4 separate regions of the Homo sapiens genome follow, and all the other regions are linked to region 1. The links are chromatin loops, found by intact Hi-C in ENCODE. Cell type or tissue: heart left ventricle. All regions are shown on one strand.

Region 1 (2,500 bases):
CAGCAGGAGCTGCAGAGGTGACAACTTAGGTGGGACCTTGAAGGAGCCTTTTTTTTTTTTTTTCCCCCTCGGATTGGTGGTGTGGAGATAAGATTGAACAAGGAGAAAAGGAACTCGCAATTGTATCTCTGTGCAGTAGGCTGGGGGAGCGAGATGTCTTGTTTCATCTGTATATCTATATGCCTATATATAGAGCTCACTTTTAAAGCACTCCAGCCTTGCTAGATGGATAGAAATGTGAGCAGAAAATCATTTGGGGAAATAGTAATGTAAAATAATAAAAACATGAACGCTGGGCCTGATCTGCTATTTAACTTGTTTAGGAAACCTAAGTCTGTTCCCTTTTTGGCTGGGGTTAGGTAGCTCTGAAAGGCCGGTCTTCATCAGGACCTCAGATGAGCACCCAAACTGGGGCTTCCATTCAAATTGGGTCAGGTGAAGGTTTTACTAGAGGGGAGAAATATGATAGTATGATTTTTTTAAACAGGTGTTTAAAACTTATTTCCAGGGTTTTGAACTTTAATTCTGTTCTATGTATCTGACTCTTCAATGTCTCAGGAAAACACTGGGTGTTTAAGGAGATGGTTTTAGGATTGCTTCAGGTTCTGGAAAAATTAGTGGAGTTATAACTCCCATTCAGTTAGTCATTTCCTATATAAACTCTATGAGATGTGCTCAGGTTGCTACAGATCCGAACTTACCCCGGTGCAGGATCTGAGATGGTTGATCTGGCAGCCCTGGTTCGAGCTTCTCTGGGTGAGCAGGAAGCTCTGCAGGGAAGAGGCTTAATCATTAATTTTCTGCAGCCTCATGCCCTGCCCCTCTCGACAGTCTGCCTACATTTGTGTGGTCTGAAGAGTGCGGTTCTGTAATGCGTTGGGGGCTCTTAAGCCAGAGAACCATGTCATGAGGGCCAGAGTGGAGCAGCTCTGACTGCCTTCCTCTCCCACTGCCTTGCCTGGCCTTGGAGGTGAGGCCCAGCACAGATGGGCTCTAGGGGGCGGTGCCAGCTTTGGGATAATGGTCCATGTGAACAGAACTGGGGCAGCCCATCAGCTCTGGGGATAGTCACTAATAGTGAGTCTGGGGCAATGAGGAAGGTCCGGTGTGGTGATTTTCCTGAAATAGTCCAGGCATTGACCTGGTCTCTCATGGACCATGGATGATCTCACACCTCATCAAATCCAATGGGGTCCCAATGAGCATATCCTCATTTGGAACTGTTGACTGCTGTGGAAGAGAACAAAGAAATGACAGCAGTCATCGACCCTGTGCTTCCCATGTCACCCTATCACTACCCATTACTGTGGGCCGTCTGAGCTAAGGATGTCAAGGCTGTGTCTGCCCAAAATGAGCGACAGGCTGCCATGGTACACATGTGTGTGCCACAGTTCTAATTTTAGGCACAAACTCATCATTCCCTCCCTTCCTCCTCCCCTCTTCCTTCCTTCTTTTCTTTGCTCTTTCCTTCTTTCCCTTTCTCTCTCCTTGATCATTAAACATTCAGATGTCTCTGCACAGAAGGCTTCTCCTGGCTGTTATTGATCCAGCCCCCTCTGCTGCCCAGTCATGTGAGCAGATAACATGTGGAGTGGGTTGTACTCAGGGAGTGTAGTTGGAAGCACTTGCCTGGCACCAGCTCCACCCCAGAGAGAGCTGAATGGACCTGGTTGAGGTTATAGAATTTATTGTGGACAAGAGGGTACCAGGAATGATGAGGTTTCTGGTCTGGTTGGGGTGGGATCCTGTTGCGGGGTTGCTAGATCTTCCTGACCTTACAACAGTGGAATTCTTTGCATGGGGGAGAATGACTGTGACTCCTACGTTCAGTTGGTCTGCTTGTCCTTGCATCACTGAGGTGACCACATAAAAAGCTGGGCTGTTATTTTGACGTCTCTATTTTTAAGGAACTGCGGAGAAATGGGTGGTGGTTTGAGGTGATGAAATCTTTTCCACCTGGGGTCTGTAGGTAGTTCCTTCTCGCTTGGATAGCTTTTTGGAGACTTATCTCAGGTATTTATTTTCTTGGGAAGCCTCTGACTTGCCTTCAGAAACCCAGATGAGCTGCCCATCTTTGGACTGCCCATACCCTGAACAGCTCCCTCTCAACTGCATTTGCCACACTGTTGTTATATTTATCTGTTTACGTGTTCTTCTTCCCAACAGATGGTGAGCAAAAATTTGAGGGTAATAGGACCTAGGCTATATCCGGTTCATCTTTATATACTCAATAAATGGTATGGTGCTTGGCTTATAATAAACCCTCAATAATAGCTTCTTGAATGAAAAAGTGAACGAATATGAATTACAGCTGTCTTGTCAATGCCAGAAAAAGAAACGAGATAGATATCTTGATATCTTCATTTCTAAATTATATAGTAATACTTTCAGAACTCAGCTATATGAAAATGGTACAGAAATCACAGAAACATTAAAAAAGGTAAAACCAAATGTAAGATGTGCATAATAGTTAAGGAAATAGGTTTTGGAGTCCAGTTGC
Region 2 (2,500 bases), 750 kb after region 1:
GAGGCCTGACGACACGAACAATTCCCAAGCTCCCCTTTCTCTGAAGCGAAGGTAGTTACAGCTGCATCCATTATTATCTCATTTAGCCCTTGTCATCTCAAGACCAAGCTCTCCTCCTCTTGACCCTTTTCTCCCTGGTTTCTTTTAGGATCTTGTTCCATCAATAAGGCATCTTTTCTACTATATGGTTAATGTTTTCTCCTGCCTCTTTTTTTTAATCTATTCTTATTTTCAGTCAATGATGCCATTATTTCCAGAGTCACTCAAGTTAGAAATTGGGAGCAATTTTGCCTGTTTTTATCTTTCATGCCCATATGTACTTAATAATAGTAGTAGTAATTATATTCAGTCACAGAGTGACTACAACATGCCAGCCACTGTTCTAAGTGTTCTATATATGTTAATTCATTTAATTCTCAAAATTATTCTATGAGCCAGATATGACTTTTATTACCATTTCACAGATAAAGACATTGAGGCACAAAGAAGCTGAGAAGCTTTCCCAGGAACACCATGCTGATAAGTGGTGAAGCAGAGATGAAGCACCAAATGCTGGTTGTAACTCCTGACCGTAATACGAATTTTACCACTACAGTCCTGTTGCCCAGCTCCAGGCCCTTACAACTCTTATCTCCATTGCAATAGCCCCCCAAATGGCCTCTCTGGCTCTGGGCTTGTGCTCCTCAGAGTCCCACTCTGTAACATTTCCCCCATAGATTGCCTTAGCAAAAAAATCTTAATTTGACTTCACTGCTTAATAACCATGAGTGAATGAAGTAAAAATCAAGACTGTTTTGTTGGAATTCATTCTGAAACTGTTTGTTTTTTAAAGATTTTACATTAATGACTTACCAATTTTGAATGGGGCTGAAGAAGGGAATGAAGTAGTTACATCTCATACTGAGACTAATGGGTTCAAATCCTGATTCTAGCACTCACTAGCTATTGGATATGGGGCAAGTTACTTAACTCCTCTGTGTATCAGTTCCCCATCTTTAACGCGAAGTCATAATAATATTTACATCATAGGGTGGTTGTGAGAAATAAATTAAATTAATTGATATATGTAAACTGTTTTTAAGTGTGCCTGGTATAGAATAAATTGCTATATCAGTGTTAGCTATTATTACCAACATGTGGAAGCTAGGCAAGCTGGTTGGAGAACAGGATTAGAATTCAAAATAGTCTTGATAAACTGTCATACTTTTCATCAGGAGACAATAATAGTGTGCCTGCCAGAATTCATTATAGTACATATCTGTGATGAGCTGCATAACATTGCTTTGTGATGGAGATCTTGCACTTGGGTTCTGAATCATGCTGAAGCTGTCTTTTGGTATTTGAAGTTGCCCTCCTTGATTTGGAAGCCGAAATAAAGGCCATTGCCAAAGTAATTCCATATAGACATGTATCCTCTTCCAAACACGTGTAAAGTTTCTTTTAGACAAGAGTAAGGACTGTAATCCACATGACATAATTTTCAAGATACTATATTAACACCCCAGAAAGCCAAGAAATCAATCTCCCTGCCACTACAGCCCTCTAGGAAACATCTGTTGGACTATTTGCCATGAGAAAGAATAAAAGAAGGCCTGGTCGCCCCGGCTTAGTGGGGGAATCAATCCAGGAGGGTTGATGGAGGTGGCCTGCTGGCTTGGGAATGGTACCTCACTCCGGGTTTTTGAAAGCATAGAAGTATCGTAAAAGATGGTACAGACAATGGTGGTGGTTCATGTTGGCTTGTTCTCCACATCATTCAACTACTGGGAATAGTTATTGTTCAAAACCTGTCTGTTGCTCAAATGCCTATTCCACCTTCTTTGGGCTCTAAAAGAGCCAGTCCCACTGAACATGTGGTTTGTACAAAATTTGTACAAATGTTTAGAGTCCAGTAATTTATATTCTGGTTAAAACTGGCCATATTTGGCAGTCAGATATATGAAGCAATGCTAGATTTTGAAGTGCATGATAAAGAAAGAAAACTAAAGTTGAATTCCACCTGACCTTAGAAATAAGTAAGTACCTTACAAAAAGAGGAGGAGGGTATGGGAACTAAAAGAGACAGCTTGACAGCAGACAGAAAACGATTTAACACCCAGACAGGGTAGAAAATTGAGATCCACAACTATGGCCAAAAGATACAACCCGAACGAACTGCTCCGAAATGAGAGCTAAAGGACACGAGCATTACACAGACTTTTCCCATCACAAGATGTAAGCTAATCTACTTTGCTAAAAACAAACACATTTCACCCTTGAGAGTGTATTAAGAGCTCTGAAAAGAGTCTGAGATTTTATTTGTAAGACACATTTCATCAGATATTCAGCATTTTCACTGTAGAGTTCCTAGCCTCTGGTGTTCTTTACTTTCTGATTCCTGTGAGTTAATGAGAACCACGTTCACTCAAGGAGCAAGTCACAGCCTAACATTTTCCTAACCCTTCTGTTTCCCAACAAGCAAAAAAGCTTTTATGTCATTTTTTTTTCTAAATAAAGGTTT
Region 3 (2,500 bases), 520 kb after region 1:
GCTTAGGCACAGGTACTATACTAAGTGTTATCTAGGCTTATGTTATGTAATTTTCCCAATAGACTTGAACCAGGATTCTGTGTTGCAAGTGACAGAAAACCAATCCATACTGGCTTAAACAAAAACAGAAAATGTGCTGGCTCCTATAACAGAATCTAGGTCCAGTGGCAGTTCCAACTTCAGCTGCAGCGCAGATGAAATTGCTGTGACCTGGCTTCTCTCCTGCTCTCGGCCTTGCTTCTCCTGCAGTGGCTCTGTTCCCTTGAGGCAGCTTTTCCAGGGCAAAACCTGACTCACCCCAAGCTTCGTGTCCAGTGAGGAAGAGAAAACATCTTTGTTGTCAGCAGCAACAGAATGCATGAGATTCAACTTGGTCATTTGCTCACTCCTGAGCCTATTGCTTTGAGCAAGGGACCACAGTGAATGGATTGACTTCGACTTGGGGAACTGCAGCTACAGGTAGAAATAAGCATGAACAAGAGGAAAATGTGCAAATAAAAATCAAAGGCAGCTGTCAAAAGAAGGAGCCATCTGGAGGCTTGGAGAGTCAAAATCGTTTGCCTGAGCTAAGACAGTTGGCACATGGCCTTGTTGGCATTTGGAGGAGGAGTGGATGACAGAGCACAAGTCAAGTGGCTGCTCTACAGGGTCATATTTTCTTCCCAATCATGTAGCGCGGGGACGGGGACAACAGAGCCTGGGGGAGGACCAGATCCCAGGACGATGAGCAGCCTTCCTTCCACAGGGTCCCTCTCCTGGTCTCTCCAATTGCAAACCCATGTTTTCAAAAGAAATTCTGTGAGGCACACAGCTGTGAGCATTTGTTTATAATAAGTTGTTTCTTTTAATAATAACTGTATTAAAATATTGGTCCCATGACCGTTTTTCCCCCACCTATTAAGAGGCATTTTCCACACAAGTTCTTACAATTGGCAGTAGGTTAGTCTTTTTAAAATCCTCAACCTTTAACAAATATTTTCACGCTATGTAAGCCAAAGATAAGGAGGAAGGGCAATTTTTTAACAAAGAAAATTAAAATAAACTTTGGCCATGCTTGCTTTGTGCAAATCAAGCCTGTCAATACAGGCTTGTGGGATTTGCTCTGCGATGTCAGGTATGTTGCATATTTTGATGCATTTAGATGTCTTCTGTTTCTCCTTCTAGTTGGCCTTCAACTGTCAAATTATCTTTACCCTATCCAGTATATTATATGCTTAGTTTTTCCATTGCCTCTGGGATAGTTATCGATTTTATGTAACTCTTTTATGCTTTTTGCATTTTTTCTTTAAAACTCTTGCTAGCCACAAATTCAGTTTTCAGTCACAGACTGGTTTGTCATTGACAGTTCCTCATCTTGTATATTACCTACTCTTATTCGTTGGCTGCCAATTAAAAGACTCAGCCCTAATTCTACACAATCAGGTTCTGACACTTGAGGTATTGCTTTTTTGTTTCCACATCATCTTGTCTGTGAAAACTTTCTTGTCCTGATTTGCAATTTTAACTTACTTTATATACTACCACTTTTAGTTCATCTTCTTTAGTGTTAATTACTTGATCAAGAATGATGGATTCTTAACAATATAGAGTGCAAACATCCTGAATCAAATGCTTATAAAGATGAAAATGTAAGTGTAATATTTTGGTTGTATTTGGCAAGAGAATCCTGAAATACTGAACATTCCCCTTGATAATTTACCTCATCAAACCAGGTCCCTGTACAGAGAAAAAAGCAAAATAATTTAACTTTTCATACTAACAGTGCCTTTAGCCCCTAGGTTACAAACTCTAGTAGGCTAGGTGAAATTCCATGGAGAATGATATTCAGCAGTCCTTCCGAATGAACACTAACAGTGCACAGGTGCTAGTCTGCCTACAGTCACCCATGAGCTGGCCTTGTCCCCATCTTTCCAGTCCACTGCCCAGAAAAATGAGAGTAGATCTGCCCATGAGAAAGCCAGAGGAGATCAGTGAGCAAGACGGTTTGATCCAAATCAGAAAAAGGAAATGGCTGCAATTTATCAAGACTCTTCTCGGTTGGTGGCTGGACACGGTAGCTCATGGCCACTCAGGTCAATCACGCCATTGCACTCCAGCCTGGGTTACAAAGTGAGACCCTGTCACTAAAATAAATAAATAAATACATGCATATGTACATACAAAGACTCTTCTCGGTAGGGGGAAGGATTTGGGAAAACAGGATGTTGCTTCCTAGGTCCACCTGACTTAGCCATATCAGAGAAGAGAACACTGTAAAAGGCAAAAGAGGTGGCCAGGTCTCTCCAAAGAGGAGATCCACCACCAGGCCTAAAGTCTCCAGGTTTCTTGGATGAACAGATTCAAGCAAAAGAGAAAAAAATATGAGGACTCATCAGTCTTGCTTCCTTGGATTGGAGGAGTTGCCCAGGCCAGACTATGTACTTCTTCATCCAAACATATGTGCACGTGCGCATACACACCAAGAGAAACAAAAAAGAGAGACTGAGACAGGGACAGAAAA
Region 4 (2,500 bases), 60 kb after region 1:
CAGCGCTCAGTAATGGACCCCTCGTGTTAACAGGAAGCATAAGGTGGGGATGGGCAGGGGGCTTAACAAGGTATTTATCACAGTGATTGTGCCCAGGGGTTTCTCCCGTGATTGCTTCATAAATTTGAGTAATCTTTCCTCCTCTGATTTATGTGGCTCTTCTAGAGGGCATTGTTCGGCAGGCAGTACATTAATGTGGATGCTAAATATAGCTGGAAAGAGCCCAGTCCCGGAGGCTCCAGTGCCCACTGGCAGGCAGGCTTCTGCCAGTCAATAACCTACTTTTGTTCCAGTCTTTCTTGCTAGAATATATCATGCCATAGCGGCTATTTATATCTGGAAACCATTCTGAAAGTTGTTAGAAATCCTTCCTGCGGCAGCGTGCTGCCCTCCCAGGAGCTGCTGAAGTGTAAATATGCAGCGAGGCATTCTTCCCAGCAGCGCCTGGCTGCACTGAGTGACCTTGATGGGCTCCATCCTTCCTTTGAAAACAAAAACACCAACTTGGAATTTTAATTAAAAGGCAGGCAGTGGGCTATCGAGCTTGGTGCGTTGGCTGCACTGCTGTCCATCGCAATGTGGATTTGAGGTCACCATTGTGAAGCCTGTAACACTAACTTATCGGGAAAAACACATCAGCTGAACTTATCTCCAGGTTTGCCAGGAGCCAGAGGCTCAGATGAAGAACTTTTTTTTTTTTCCTTTTGGTGCATGAAACAGGCACAGTCAAGAACACTGGGAATTCTATTAGGGCAGTGCCCGCCACTGAGGGAGTGAAGGGAGCCCCGCAAATAGTACTCTTTCTGGCCTGCACCTATGTGGAATCTATTGGTTTAATGTCACAGAGCAAGTTGCCTGTGTGGTGGTGACATGAAATGGCTCCGTTTGGTTCAGTGATGATCTCGGAACACTAGTGGTTCAGCTTTAGAACTGGCCATAAAATGAACTAAGTCTGGTTAAGTGGGTTGTTTTGCATCGGAAAAGTTATTTAAAGCCTTTTAAAAATAGCGTTATTGGAGCCTGTTATTGGTTTACATTACTTTGCAAGGAGGCACGCACATTGTTTATTGCAAAGATCTCCTGATTTCAAGATTTTAAAAACCCCCTCTAAATAAAGGGATTATCCCTATCTGAGATCTCCAGACACCGACCACCTTGAGTGTCCTGGTGACTTGCACCTGGAGCCTGCACGCTGTGGGGCGGGGGCTTCCCCACTCCAGGTCAGCAGCAATTTCCCAGGGAGCTTTAAAAATGCACATTCCTGGGCCCCGCCAAGGTATTCTTATCTGGTGAGCCTGAATCTGTGTTCTGAGGAGTTTCCAGAGGATTCCAATGACTGATCAGGTTTGGGAACTCCTGGCTGAGAGCTTTTGGAAGCCCAATCTAGTCATGGGATAAAAATGACTGGGATTTTCAGAGAAGAGGAAAAGGAGGAGACGACTCAGATGAGTCCCTGCTCCTTTCTCCTGCTTCTTTTGTGAGGATGTTGGGAACGTCAAGTGACAAAATGGATGGGCAGTGACTGCGGCAGGAACCCACTCTGTCATAATGTTCCTCGCATTACAGCCTTAGTCCTGACAATCTGTGAGCCGCTATTAGGATCCTCATTTTATAAACTAGGAAACCAAAGCATGGAGCTATCCCATTCCATGTCTAAGATGTGTAGCTGTGTGCTGGAAGCCAGTGGACACCTGGGCTCCAGGCACTCCTTCCTGCCTTGCCTCAGTTTCCTCTTGGGCTGTCATGTCCCGGCCATGTCTTTTATTTTATTTTTTTTGAGACGGAGTTTTGCTTTTGTCACCCAGGCTGGAGTGCAGTGGTGCGATCTTGGTTCACTGCAACCTCCACCTCCTGGGTTCAAGTGATTCTTCTGCCTCAGCCTCCTCAGTAGCTGGGATTACAGGCACCTGCCACCGTGCCCAGCTAATGTTTGTATTTTTAGTAGAGATGGGGTTTCACCACGTTGGCCAGGCTGGTCTCAGACTACTGACCTCAGGTGATCCACCCACCTCAGCCTACAGTGTTGGGATTACAGGCATGAGCCACCGCACCCGGCCCCAGCCATGTCTTATTCACCATCTGTAGCTATAGAGCTGACCTTCCCCCATACCTGTATGGCTGATAGTAGGTGAGCAGGAAGCTAGGACCCCCATATTCCAATCCCTCTGCTGTTCACAGCATCAAGCTCCAAATCTAACCCAAGATTTAGCACAGCATTTACCCAAGTCCATGATAATGTGGGCTGGTGTCCTATATTCTCCACAAGGGGTCCCAGAAATAGGAGGAGAAGGGGTGAGGACAGTTGAGTCTCAACTGCAGCTGTCCAGGAGGTGGAAATGATGGGATGGGAGAGGGCTGATGTGTAAGATTTGCTCATTTCCATAGTGTAAATGCTGTCATCATGACTGATGTCAAACTACCCCTGGCTTAACCATGGGCTTCAAAATTTCCTGAAAATTTGAACACTGAAAATTGCATGTGAGCAATGAGAAGTGTGCTT

Evidence for each region. A loop is a pair of places that touch in the nucleus more often than their neighbours do. Peaks named below come from ENCODE experiments on the same cell type or tissue, not always from the same donor. Only the 100,000 strongest peaks of a DNase experiment are listed, where the experiment ranks them.
Region 2: a loop joins it to region 1, with 2.5 times the contacts of the local background. A loop is called at or near these places in 3 of 110 quality-filtered maps.
Region 3: it touches region 1 in a loop (2.3-fold over the local background); 3 of 110 quality-filtered maps call a loop at or near these places.
Region 4: a loop joins it to region 1, with 6 times the contacts of the local background. A loop is called at or near these places in 10 of 110 quality-filtered maps.

Annotation. Positions count from the first base shown.
Region 1 is chr13:21,675,877-21,678,376 of GRCh38, forward strand. All of the region lies in intron 1 of FGF9 (fibroblast growth factor 9), which reads left to right. Among named protein-coding and RNA genes, the nearest start is that of FGF9, 6.1 kb to the left of the region's middle. In heart left ventricle, a CTCF peak has its summit at 980 (motif pointing right); no DNase peak of the experiment used is centred here; H3K4me3 peaks cover 533 bases; H3K27ac peaks cover 524 bases; H3K27me3 peaks cover 2,297 bases.
Region 2 is chr13:22,423,852-22,426,351 of GRCh38, forward strand. No RefSeq gene overlaps it. Among named protein-coding and RNA genes, the nearest start is that of LINC00540, 210 kb to the left of the region's middle. In heart left ventricle, no CTCF peak of the experiment used is centred here; no DNase peak of the experiment used is centred here; H3K27ac peaks cover 745 bases.
Region 3 is chr13:22,194,023-22,196,522 of GRCh38, forward strand. No RefSeq gene overlaps it. Among named protein-coding and RNA genes, the nearest start is that of LINC00540, 15 kb to the right of the region's middle. In heart left ventricle, no CTCF peak of the experiment used is centred here; no DNase peak of the experiment used is centred here.
Region 4 is chr13:21,735,842-21,738,341 of GRCh38, forward strand. No RefSeq gene overlaps it. Among named protein-coding and RNA genes, the nearest start is that of FGF9, 66 kb to the left of the region's middle. In heart left ventricle, no CTCF peak of the experiment used is centred here; no DNase peak of the experiment used is centred here; H3K4me3 peaks cover 498 bases; H3K27ac peaks cover 1,297 bases.